Linked DNA regions of Homo sapiens: region 1 is linked to region 2. Evidence: chromatin contacts called from ENCODE Hi-C data. All regions are on one chromosome and are shown on one strand. Each heading gives the region's core, a stretch centred on a gene start or an enhancer-like site at or near the end of the contact. The rest is flanking DNA. Distances are from core to core; before and after follow the strand shown. Region 1 holds the start of GSX2 (GS homeobox 2). Region 2 holds the start of KIT (KIT proto-oncogene, receptor tyrosine kinase).

Evidence for each region. A loop is a pair of places that touch in the nucleus more often than their neighbours do. Pooled maps may share reads with other maps.
Region 1: a loop to region 2 is called in a map with no recorded cell type, with 6 times the contacts of the local background. The contact joins the promoter of GSX2 here to the promoter of KIT in region 2. A Hi-C loop is called at or near these places in 2 of 37 single-sample maps with no recorded cell type and 5 of 50 pooled maps.

What each region holds. Positions count from the first base shown.
Region 1 is chr4:54,095,890-54,102,361 of GRCh38, forward strand. It overlaps GSX2 (GS homeobox 2), which reads left to right and starts at 4,274. Exons shown (of 2, transcript NM_133267.3): 1 at 4,274-5,029; 2 at 5,693-6,472. The coding sequence starts at 4,456. The coding sequence ends at 6,033. RefSeq lists enhancers at 1-740, 4,118-4,908, 4,909-5,700, 5,701-6,472.
Region 2 is chr4:54,654,146-54,661,033 of GRCh38, forward strand. KIT (KIT proto-oncogene, receptor tyrosine kinase) reads left to right here and starts at 3,812. Exons shown (of 21, transcript NM_000222.3): 1 at 3,812-3,936. The coding sequence starts at 3,870. RefSeq lists a silencer at 3,097-3,391.

The DNA.
Region 1 (6,472 bases), core at 3,024-5,523, 560 kb before region 2:
CATTTTCTCTGGCATTTCTTATTTTTATTTTTTCCATTTTGCTTTGTTGGCAGCTTTACCCAAACAAAAAATAAAATAAAATGAGAGCATTTTCTTCTTGTCTTCACCTAGGTAGCTGCTTTCCTCCAGCCCCTGAAAATGTGACTCCTTCATAAAATCAAAATTTATGATTATTCAAATGTTGGGGACTGTGAAAAGAGAGGAAGAAAGAGAGAAAATTAATATTGCAGCTGTTCTTCTGATTAATGAGAGATAATTGCTCATGAAAAGTCACCCCTGTGGCATTTTGTTGTCTCCTGGATCTTTGTTCTTTTCCACTATTATTGAGGACTTTCTTGAAGACTAAGCGGTTCTTTTCAATTTTTGGGTATTCAGAAAGGGTTGCCTGGTTACAGAGAATGGGGAAATCTCGGGCTATATCGGGTAAGATGTGCCACAGACAGCAATATCACAATGCCACTCGGAGAAAAGGATGGATACAAGTTAACGATGCACTTTCAATAAAACATTCATAGACTTGTTCACGCTTTGATAATGACCTCATTAAAGGGAGCTGGGGGCAAGTAAGTCCTGTCTCCTGTTTGTGTTCGGCTAACAAAACCCAGCTTTGAGATCATTCATCGCTTTGGAAACTAATATGAAATCAATGTAAGAGGAGCAAATAAATCCGAGGCGGCCCCGCCAACTCCCCGGCTGTCCCGCCCTGCCTGCAGCCTCCATTTGGAGCTGGAGAACCATGTGGGCAAATGCTGAAACTAAGAGAAAAAAGGACTGGGGATGAAAGTGGTGGTGGGGGAGGTGGGGAGGTTTGGAGGACACAGAGGGAGGGGCAAAGTGGGAGTTACAGCCTGAAAAAAACAGCTAAGCACAGGAACGGGTCAGAACTCTGGGGCCTGTTGAATAAGCAATGCTAAGTCCCTGCCCTTTACTTGTCCTGACTTTGCCCATGAAAGCAAACAGGAAGAAAGAGAAGTGAGACAGGAATGTGGGGTTCAGGTCAGGTGCCATTCCAGAGCTGGGAAGAAGTACTGGAGACCTTTTGGAAGCTAGAACTGAGAATCCAAATCTCAGGGTTGGGCTGAAAGGAAACTGCTCACCCAGGCTCAACTTGGAGAATCGAGAGACAAGAAGGCCATGCCTCTGCTGTTCTTTCTAGAATAGCTTTGATTTTTTTTTTGTAAGTTGAGGGTAAGGGTGGAGTGCCTTGGCCAGGAGGAGGTACAAAGAACAATTTTGTTACCATCACATATGTGACACTGTCTTGCACTCAAGGAAGACAAAACCATACTCTATTGTCCCAAGCAAGAGGGAGATAATAAAAAGATTTCCCCTTTCCTTTAAAAGAACTAATTTTCTCCTTGAATTATGAAAGTAATGGCTTAGGTAACAGCCTGTACTCTGTACCCGACTGCTTAATACAGAATAAATCCTTCCACGTGGCTCCTGGAGTTGTGGCAATTAGAGCTCATTATAGGCTCATAAGAGCTCTCATTTTGGGGATTACTTAATGGACGATGAAATTTTATCGGACAGAATCACTGAGAAATAAAATTGTGTGGCGGCTCAGACACCATGGGCACACGCCAATGGTCTGTCTGTTCCCTCTCAGGAAAAGAAAGCTGAACTTGGGGTCTCCTGCTGGTTCAGGGCACTGCACTCTGGGGAACAGTAGGGCTGGGCAGGGCTGGGGTGGGGGGTGGGCAGTGCTGCCCCGGGGGCATGGAGGGTAGGCTTCCTTTGAGGAGGGGATAGGCAGGTAGGGCCAGATAGGGGCTGGACTCAGAAGAGAAGGAGGGAGAGAGACTGGCAGACACTGAGAGATCCAAAGAGAACTAGAGAAGTGAGTCAGAGTGGACAGAAACTGTGCAAGAAATGGGATTCCAGTATACTTGCTCTTGGTGGGCTGAAGGAATTAACCAAGTACCCTAAGGGTCAAGTTTTTCAGACATGGTCTTGCTTTCAGCCTCAGCCTGGTCTGAAACCACTGCTCCCCTTGAAGTCTTTAGGAAACCCCATGAGCCCCTCACATTTCTCAAAACTCCTTGGCACTGAAAAATGAAAGTTTCCACAGTCAGACACAAATTGAATAAGATGCACAAGCCTCTTGCATAGTTAAGATTCTCTAAGGTAAAATGGTCTGCACATGGGTGCGATTTCTAGGACTTTAGCATAGGAGCTCTTCCTCTGAACACATCCCAAACTGCTGGGAACATTGTGACTCAAACCATCAGCCCAAAACAGACTGTGGATAACCTGGGACCTAACCCAGAGGAGGAAAAGAGAGAAAGCTATTATTCTTAAAGAGTATCTGTATCTATATCTATATATGCTTGTATAGTTGCAAAGTGAATGGGGGGAATCGAGTCATCTATTTGGACAGTTTAGGACTGTAAAAAATATCCTGCCATTCAGCAGGGTATGTTTTTTATTGCCATTCTCCATCAGTGGCTCCAAGCCTTCTTCTTGGGGCTGAAATGATTTCGGGGATTGCCTAGATCCTCCAGTCATGAACAAGGGCGGGCTGGGGTGAGCCTGAGCGTCTGCAGACCTTGTGGTACAAAAGTAGTTACAGCTGAGCTGCCCCATGTTAAGCCCTGAGACTCCTTAATTGTTGTCACAAGATGTTGGATTAGCACATTTCTGGAATAGCTGTCTGTTTACACTCCAGAGACCCACCGTCCACTAACCGCTTTCTAATTGAATTCTAATCACATTCAAATAGCTCAATAACCAGCCTCAGCTGCAATTCATAAAACTTTAATTGCCATCCATAAATCCTGGGCTCCCCAGAGCCGGGCATCCCTACAACCCAATTACACTTCTCTAGCAGGCAAGAGAGACTGTCACAGAGATGGAGAGGGGAAGACAGAGGATGGAAAGATAGAGCCGTGCCTCTAGCTAGTGCTCTCCTGGATTTGGGCACCTTGTTCTCTCAGGTGGAGGGAGTCCTGTCTCTAAGTTTCTTAGCACCATCATGAACTCAGGATTGAAGTTAGCTGCTCTGGAAAAAGGATCAGACTTCTAACTATTGCCCAACCACATGGCCCCAGCCCGCTTTTCTGCAGGGGGAAATGAAGAGAGAAAATGGCCACCTCTGCTGCCTTGCCTTCTCCGAAGATAAATAGTCCCAATAGTTTGGCAGCCACCCTCTCTCGGGCAGTAAGGGGTGTGCAAGACTTCCATGGACCAGAGAGAGTTCCCTTACAAAGCCACTTCTGCCAATCAGAGGCAAGATTCCCTGGATGGCTGAATCCTCTTCATCCTTTTTAGGTTCTTAAGATGCAGAGGAAAGAGTGCTTCCTGGTTAGCCTTGCTAAGCTGCCCATGATTGGTAAAAATGAGGGACAGGAAATCCTCAGACCCAGAGCGAAGGTCTATCTAATCCCTGCTGCGTCTTTAGGAGGGCTTGGTGTTTGAGGTCCTCCCTCCAAAATCTTCAGGATGGAGTTTGTAGGATTGCCCTGGAATGCCATGGTGTTACTACTTGGAGAAAGAAAAGGGTGACTCTTCAACATCTCTCTCTCTCTGCGGAAGTGGGAGGTGCCGATCAGAAAGGGAAACAAGGAAGGGTCGTTGGTCTGAGTGGCCCCAGGAGGGCCCCAAGTACAAAGACACTTCAGACCTTGTCGAACATCAGCATGAAAAGCTTGACGGTTTCTTAGCTGGGAGGCCTCACAGTTCTGCGCCGGACAGTCCTGAACTAACCACCTGAATGACCTCTGCCAAGTCCAAAAGCTGTGGACAGGGGTAGGTGTAACCGTGGCCAGAGCTGCGCTCAGGGACTGGACGACTGCCAGTCCGTCGCCCGCACAATCCTGCTCCAAACCGCAGGCCTCACACTTCACCGCGCCGCAGCCACCCCTACCACAGAGGAGCTGGAAACACTGAGCATTCCTATTAAATAAGCCTCCAAGTCCCCACCTGGTACGCTTTGCGGTGGGGCGTGGGGAAGAGTTGGGCTGCGGCCAGGGTAGCGAGAGGGGGTGGGATGGAGGATGCAGCGCTGTGATTTCTCAGTAAAGCGTGGAGAAAGAGGGGGAGGAGGCCGGCCTCCCCGGGAAATTAACAAAACCTACACTTTGCAAAGTCTCCCCCATCCCCCTCCCCCGAGTTCTTCCCCGCCGCGCGCCCGCCCCTCCTCGCGGCTTCTGTTGTGACTCGGGCAGCCTATCCCGAGGGTGCGGAGCTGCCGAGGAGCCTGAGCCGAGCGGTACTCCGCAGCATCACGTGCCAGGGTGGGGGGCTATAAAATACCCGAGCCGGGGCGCCGGGCGGGGGACGTGAGGACCAGCCCTCTCCGGGGACCCCTTTGTTCCCAGCCCAGACGCCAACACCTCTGCGTCCCCAAGGGCTTGACTGCCCGTGTCTGCGCGGCTCCCAGGGCAGAGCTTAGAACACTAGAGGAGAGGGGTCGCCGCGAACTGCCGGGGCTTCCAGCCACCCACCCCTCTCGACATGTCGCGCTCCTTCTATGTCGACTCGCTCATCATCAAGGACACCTCACGGCCTGCGCCCTCGCTGCCTGAACCGCACCCCGGGCCGGATTTCTTCATCCCGCTTGGCATGCCGCCCCCATTGGTGATGTCCGTGTCCGGCCCCGGCTGCCCGTCCCGCAAGAGCGGCGCGTTCTGCGTGTGCCCTCTCTGCGTCACTTCGCACCTGCACTCCTCTCGGGGGTCTGTGGGCGCCGGCAGCGGGGGCGCAGGGGCCGGGGTTACCGGGGCCGGAGGCAGTGGGGTGGCAGGGGCCGCAGGGGCACTGCCTCTGCTTAAGGGCCAGTTCTCTTCGGCTCCTGGGGACGCGCAGTTTTGCCCGCGGGTGAACCATGCGCATCATCACCACCACCCGCCGCAGCACCACCATCACCATCATCAGCCCCAGCAGCCTGGCTCGGCCGCGGCGGCGGCAGCAGCAGCAGCGGCGGCGGCGGCCGCGGCGGCCTTGGGGCACCCGCAGCACCACGCACCTGTCTGCACCGCCACCACCTACAACGTGGCGGACCCGCGGAGATTCCACTGCCTCACCATGGGTAGGGCGGGGTCTTGGGGCACCTGCGCTCCGCGCCTTTCGCGCTCCTGGAGCAAACTTTCCACCTCCAGTGGAGGAAGTGGGAGCCCGGGGACAGGGTGAAGAGAGAGGACGGGCTTTTAGTGTAACCGTAGAGTCAGCCACAGAAGTTCCACGAAAGTGGAAGTTAGTTTGCCAGCTTCTCCACTCAGCCTGGTGCGTTTTACTCCTAGTAGTAGGTGCTCGAGTATTGCCTTATTAATACTGGGGCCTTAGGGACCTCGAACGTCACGGCGGATAAACCAGAGGTTAACTGCTTGGGATTTGGGGTGGGTGTGTTTGAACCTGTGTGGCATCCCCGCGTCGGGGCGGCTAAAGCGTCTTGACGTTTTTGGCTAAGCCTGCGCGCTTCTCCGCTTGGCTCAAAGGGAGGCGATCAGATAGTGCAAGCCCCCATCCCTCTTTAATCCTGTGACTTCGCATCCTGCGCATCGAAGACCTTTATTTGCTTTGCACGTCTCTTTTCTTCCCCGCTAAGCAACCACGTGCCTTGAAATGGGAAAGGGATACAGATGTTCGGCTGGGCTTCCCCGGGTGGGTCCCTGAAATGCGTCCTGGTTAGCACATGGGGTGGGAGCACCTTGCCCGAGCCTTACCTCTCTACCCTCTCTTCGCCGGTCCGCAGGAGGCTCTGACGCCAGCCAGGTACCCAATGGCAAGAGGATGAGGACGGCGTTCACTAGCACGCAACTCCTGGAGCTGGAGAGAGAATTCTCTTCCAACATGTACCTGTCTCGACTCCGGAGGATTGAAATCGCCACTTACCTGAACCTGTCGGAGAAGCAGGTGAAAATCTGGTTTCAGAACCGCCGAGTGAAGCACAAGAAGGAGGGGAAGGGCACGCAGAGGAACAGTCACGCGGGCTGCAAGTGCGTCGGGAGCCAGGTGCACTACGCGCGCTCCGAGGATGAGGACTCCCTGTCGCCGGCCTCAGCCAACGATGACAAGGAGATTTCCCCCTTATGAGGGAGGGCCTCCTCCCTCACATCCCCCGCTCCTGGCAGACCAGGCAACGCCAAGGCGTGGGGCACCCAGGGGCCAGAATCCTTGCTCATTGCAGTGGTCCCATCTGGAGAAGAAACGAACCTGGAAGTTCTGGAATGGACAAGCCGGGACCTGACCCTTCGCGTCTCCTTCTTGACCTGTTTATCTAGGACTCCAACTTGAAGTTACAGATTTTTTTAAAAAATGTAAATAACCTATAATTCAACTCATTCTTGTCGTATAACAGAGGAAAAACAGGGTTGGTTTAAGTTTAACACTGTATGGGGTTTTTGAAAGCACATGTCAGTTCCCCATCCCTACTCTCTTTCAGAACTCGATAAGAACACAGGATTTATTGATTATTTTCTGTTGTCGTTTTCAAACAAAAACACCCAAGTTGAAAATAATTTAGAAAATTAGA
Region 2 (6,888 bases), core at 2,562-5,061:
CTTTCAGACTCACAAACTGTGAAGTGGTTATTGTTAGTATAGAATCTAACCGGGGGATTGTATTAATCTATTCATTTCTTCAACTTTATGGACAAAAGACTTTCAGATGATTGCTGAAAACCAAGAAAAGCTATTAAAAAGCAAACTTGAAAAGGATTATACTCTTGTTGTAGTAATTCCACCCCTGGTTAGGAATGCATACTTAATAACTAATCAGAAGCAGGCAAGTTTTATTCACCAAGACATTAATCATCAAGTAATTTATGATAGTAAAAAAATTGGAAAAAAAAGAGAGAAATGATTAAACACCCAGAATTATGGTACATCCATAAAATTGAACATTATACTGCCATTAAACAGTGTGTTTCCAAAGGATTTTTAGTGATCTGTAATAATGCTCATGTTATTTGTGAAAAAGCTGGATAGAAAACTGAAAATATACCAAGATCTTAAATTATGTAAAGGGAAAAAAACCTCACACATAAATAGAGAAAAAAGAAAGGAACATATTAAAACAAACTCTTCAGTGATTGTATCTTGAGTGCCTTTTTTGTTTTTTATAATTTTTGGTATTTTCCAAATTTTCTACAATAAGCATCTTTTACAGTCAGAAATATAATAAAATATTTTCAAGTTCGAGATTTTAGCTGTGTTAGTTGTATTTGTGTGGCATTATTACTCTTTCTTCTGTTGATGGTGCATCAGTTTTTCTTTGGGGATGCACCCTTCCCCATCTCAGGCCTCTGGTGTGAAGTGGATCCCTGACCCCGGCTTCAGGGGTGGGCACATGACTCAGACATGGCCAATCAGCATACTCCATCCCTCTGGCTCCTTCCCAATGGGCACATGACTTAAGCCAGGTCAGTGAGACTCGGTTTCTCCCATAAACTTTTACAGGAGATGTTTATGGGGGCAGGAAAACTCTACTTCCGTTGGTACTAGTGAGCTGTAAGCCTAGAGCTGCCCTGAGTGTATACAAGGTTGGCAAAACAACACAGGAAAGTATTGAGGATAAAGGTGGAGGAAAGTGTACGTGCACTTGTGCACACATGCATCCACACACACTCGCCCTTCAAGTCCTGATAACTTTGAGTCCTTGGATCTAGGAAAGTCTGAAACACTATTGTCCCTGGACTTTCTGGTTATAAGAGCCAATACATTTAGGCTTCTTTGTTTGCTTGCTTAATTTAAGCTGCTTCTATAAGTTGCAATCGAGAGTCCTTGCTAAAAGAATTATGAAAACAATGAAATACATAAAGCACAATCCCTGAACATGCCCAGGACTATCACAAAATACAGTATAGAATTAATCCATACATCCTACCTGAGATATAAAACATTTCCATCATTGCCAATGTTCCATTGGACACTGCTGATCTATAATATAGTTCCTTATATATTACAGCATATATGTCCACTCATAGTGCCTTATATATATGCTTCCTTTCTTTATGTAACAGGCAGTGGGTATTATTAAAAACAGCTAACAACCCTAAAGGTACAAGTACTGGAGGCTCTCTGTTGTGGCCAGCATTAAAATTTTAATTCCTGGATCTAAGGAGATTTAGCGTGTCTCAAGGTTGGGCTGGGAGATATTTTAGGGTATGGTTTTTTTTGTAATCAGTACAGAAGGATTTCAATATTGTGTCAACCAATAAGGCCAAATTGGTGTGTACTGGCTGAACATAAGCTCTGTTAGCAGATATTATAGTTTCTTACTTGAGTACCTATTTTCCCTGCTGGACTGTGAATTCCCCTAGACAGAGACTTTGTCTTACTCATTTATGTGGGTCTTATGCCTACCTAGGTGCTCAAAAGATATTTGCTGAATGAAAAACAGGAATGACGGTCCAACATGGTATAACTCCCTATTCAGTTTTTTTTTTTCCTGATAGAAGTTCCGTGCCTAGAATTAAATTGCAATATGGTCTCTTTTCACCCACTCTTTTGAAGATGTTATCCTCTCCAATATCAGCTGATTGAAGAAGAAAATTGTAAATTTTCTCTCTCAGGCATAATGTTGATATTTTAACTCATAGTGATTTTTTCTCAATACAAAATGAATTTTAGAAATAAATCAAGATCCCAGAAACTTATGATTGCTTTGAGTGGTATCTTTTATCTGTCATCCTAAGAAAAACATGAGATCTGATGGCCCAGAGCACAGAGACCTTTGGTATTTCAGTTCTCCTACAGCCGCATGACTCGAACCTTTTGCTGGGAGATTGGGATGTAGGTCCCCATACTTGATTATAAGGACTGTGAGGGCAGGGGCCACATCTGCATATCTGTCTATTAATAATAGTACTCCTGGTACCTAGCTCCTCCTTGCTTCACAGCAGACACTAAACAAATGCTTGCTGAGTGAGTAAATACTTACATTTAAAGAGAGGCAATTATACACATTGATCATTTGATCACCCTCTAGCACTGATAATTTTTAAGTGATTAGCTTTAAAAATCATTTTTCTTACATCAACCTGGGTCCTCACACTATTAAACAACAGGAGAGCTTTCAATATTAAATGAAGTGGGGCAGCTGGGCAACTGTAAATTTTGGATGATACTTCAGAGAAGAGTCTAGGTGTATCTGTTCTATCCCTTTTTCTGATGGGCATCTGCCATTTATTTTTCCATTCTTAAGCTCTCAGGAGGGATGTCTTATTAGTTTATCAGAATGCATAGGGAAAGCTCATCTTTCTTGGAGTAGGTCTTCCAATAAGTGTTCAAGCCCTGGGTCTTCCCTCACTACAATAATAAACATACCTGCTCTACCCTCCTCACAAAGCTGTTATCGTGAGCATGAAAAGACGAGTCGCTGTGGGGAAGAACTATTAACCCCTATACAGATACTGTTGTTGCTTTCCGTTCAAGGATCCACCATGAGACTGTGGGTAAGGCACTTTCTGGGCAGTGAAATCGGGCTTAAGAGAATCATTGTACTTTTATTTTGCTCCTGGGACCGGCAAGGGCAGTTAAGAGCCCTAGCCCTAAAACTGTCGTCTGTTACAGAGGCAGAGAAATCATTACTGGGGTTGGCAGCGTTGGGGGGAGGGGGGAAAACGTGTATGAAAACCTGGGCTCCCAGAGCAAACTTCGCCACGCGCCCTCCATCGCCCCTGTCTCCACACAAGTCCCGGCAGGGGCTTCTTGGGCGGAGGCCACGCCGACCAATAGGAACCCACTGTGTTCCTACAGGTTACGAAGCAGGTGGAGAAATTGAGCAGAAACAATTAGCGAAACCGGGCTCAGCCTTTACCGCGGTGCCAGGAGCTCCTAACAGGCCTGGAGGGGAATGTCGGGGCTCAATTTCCTAACGCTCCCCTCCCCATCCCCATGCCACCTCCACGAGCAGCGGCGTCCAGCCTCCTCCCGCCCGAACGTGCTCGAGGGGCGGGCAGTCGACCTTTATTGTCTGGGGAGCACCTGGCAGGTGGCGGGCCCGTGCCCTAACGTGTGCGTGGTGCCCAGCTTCACAAAGCGAGCGGGCAGCACCTCCTTGGTCCGGGAACGGCCTCAGCCTGGCCGTCCACATCCCAGGGGTGGAAAGGTGGAGAGAGAAAGGGGCTCCGGAGTCAAGAGCGGGGAGAGAGGGCGCGCGCGCCCTCCTCCTCCCGGCGGGCACGGCCCCCCGGCATTAACACGTCGAAAGAGCAGGGGCCAGACGCCGCCGGGAAGAAGCGAGACCCGGGCGGGCGCGAGGGAGGGGAGGCGAGGAGGGGCGTGGCCGGCGCGCAGAGGGAGGGCGCTGGGAGGAGGGGCTGCTGCTCGCCGCTCGCGGCTCTGGGGGCTCGGCTTTGCCGCGCTCGCTGCACTTGGGCGAGAGCTGGAACGTGGACCAGAGCTCGGATCCCATCGCAGCTACCGCGATGAGAGGCGCTCGCGGCGCCTGGGATTTTCTCTGCGTTCTGCTCCTACTGCTTCGCGTCCAGACAGGTGGGACACCGCGGCTGGCACCCCGACCGTGCGACTACTCGGCGAAGCCTGTGCCTGGGAGGGTGGTACCCGCCAGGGTGCATCCGGAGAGAGGACTGCGGGCCCTCAGTGCCCGTGCGTTCCAGCCTCCGGGGAGACTCCAGGTGGCCCTCGGACTCTCCGGCGCCCTGCCTCGCTCACCTGCGCGAGGAGACCCCAGCTGCTGGTGGTGGGGGACGCGAATCCGGGGTTCTTCGGGAATGGGGACAGCAAGAGGGGGTTAGGCGTGAGCGAGGCTGCAGGCTCCGTGCGAGTTTGGGGTGGCTTTTGTGCCGACGTTGCGCGGGGGGCGGAGGCGGGGGGCTCAGGGGTTTGCACCGAGCGCCTTCTCTTGCCGTGCGAGGCGCGGCCGCAGCTTCCTTTTGTTAAAAGTTGCGTGTGTGTGACCGGCGCCCGGGAGGACCTGCCTGCAGGTTCTCCGCCGCGCTGAGGGCAAAGTTAGAGAGCCCTTTCTCTGCTCTGCGGCTACTGCCTTCCAACCGCAGGCGCTCTTTGTGCCCAGAGCTGGGGACCGACCCGCTGCCGCCTCTGCTCGCGGCGCCACCCGTGGAGACCAATCGAAGGCTGCGGCGTTTCCCCGCCTCCGGGTTAGGCTTTTGCGCTGGGAGTGCGCGGCGTGGGGCTGTTGTGGGGCCGGACTCCCGCGAGCCTGGAGGTGGTGGCGACAGGGACAACTTGGGCAGGGCGTGTGGAAAGCAGCCGCTAGGTTGCAGACTTTTTGCTTTCGTACATCCCGTGCTCGCCCCTTTCTGCCGCGGCGCCGTTTCATTCCTGCCGCGCGCCCCGGGGCGGCTGGAGGCTGTGTTTGCCGCCTGCTCCGGGAAGGCAAGGGACAGCGTGCTGGGACTCTGCGTTCCCTGACTCCAACCGCCTAGCACGCCGGCCAGAGTGCCCGGCCTGCCTGGCGGGTTCTGAAAGCCCCTAGTTCCCGGTGTCTGCGACCTGTATTCGCAGGTCCTGTTTTCTTCGGAAATTTTTGAGATTCGTGACCGCCCGCCTCCCCGCCCCCGGGACTTCTATACTTCAGGGCTGCCTGGGGGTGGGGTGGGAGATGGCGTGGAACTTTCTGCAAATCCTACTCAGTTCTTAAAGCTATAACAGAAATCCAGGTATATCCGCGCGGGAACTGGGTCTTAGGTGAAGGATTTGCAGGTTGCTGGAGCCCCTTGGTCAGATTCCTGCCTCCCGTTCCCTTTTTTCCAGGTGTCGCTGGTGCGGGCGAGTGCAGGTCGCCCAGCTCACCCCTGAAGCCCTGCTATCTCCCAGGTCATTTTTTAAAACAAACCTTTAAGGTTACCCTGATGATGTAAGGATAGAAAGTGAGTCTTAGCTGGAATCAAGCGCTTGAAAGGAAGCGGCGCAATGAACGGTTTTGAGACTGTCGACTACCGGTCAGTTTCTCTATAAAGTCTCCAGGCGCAGTCTGCAGCGTCCTGGACTTGTAACTATTGTGAGGGCTTTCCTGTGGGGGGCAGAGAGGCCTTGCATCTGGACCCCTGTGCAGCAGGAGGGGTCAGCAGGGGTCACGAGGGAGTGTTCGGATTCTCTGGAGGATTTGATCACCTAGCTTAAAACAACACATCTGGTCTTTATGTTTTTGTGCCTTGACCTTTTTAATATCAGTTAAGCTATGTGAACTAGAACCTAGTAGGAGACTAGAAAGACCACATCGAATATCTCCCTTTTAAAAAATTAAAAGAATCAATGGTTTTCTTCTCCCCAATAGATTTTTGGCAAAGGGAATTTTAAGGTCTGTCTCCTGGGGGGGCAGTGTGGTGTAACGACAAAGCCTTGCTCTGTCCCCTGGGTTCTCGGTTTCTCTGCCATTTCTTGGCTGCGTGCCCTTGGCCAGGTTGCTTAGGGCAGGTTGCTTAAATTCTGGGAAACGCAGTGTCCTCCAGAGTACAAGGAGGCATCTGCATCATGAAGGATCCTTTGGGTCCAGAATTCTCCTCCAATGTTCTGAGTGTAGACTCAGCACTCTTTTTAACTATTCCCCTGGCCCCTGTCTGCCTCTTTGAAATTCCTCTGCCTCTCCTGCTCACAGGGAAGTCATAGAGTATGGGTGCATCTGACCGGTCTGCCCCTGACTGAAGCAAGGAGCTGTGGCTTATGCTTACTGCCCTTCAATTCCCATATATTCCTCTGCATTGCCCTTTGAGGGCCCCCGCCCCCCAAGTATTACAGCTCCTGTGCCTAACAGGATGAACCTGCTAGGAATAGTGAATCATACCTTCCCCGTTTCGTTCCTGCAGGTGTGAGGCTGGAGTCATTCTCAGCAGCTGGACACAAGGCACTCTAAATTATTATCCTGCTGGAAATAAGAGACCCCAGATAATTCATTTATCCCTATTCTGTTTTTTCCCCCACTCATTCCCATTTTTTTTCTCATGACTCTGTAAATCATGTAATGCTATGCATTTATAGCATGCTTTCTAATGGGCCTTAAGTTTCGTATGACATGTGTGGTGTACATAGTTGTTGCTCTTCAGTTGGAAACTGTGTGCCAGGCCTTTTGCTTGGGGCTTTACCTATTTCTAGTAGTCTCAATGAGCCTAGGAAGTAGTACTATTATTACCCCTAACATTTTACAGCTGGAGAAACTGGCTAAGGATAAGCCCTAAATCATCAGTGGTGAAGCCTGATGAGATTGGCTGCATGTGCCCAGCTCTATAGCCATTCACATGATTCACCAGAATCTGTTGTAAGACTCATTCAAAAATATTTAATGAGTTTTTACTATGTGCCAGGGATTGTTGGAAGTTCTGGGAATACAGGATGGCCAATGTCACTACCTTCCCAATTTTGGTGAAAAATATTTAGAATTGCGTGTCTTATGAAAGCGGATTATTTGTGGAGGGAGGATTAATTAAATTTTAGCTTGGAGGAAGGGCTGTAGGCATTTGACCCTGT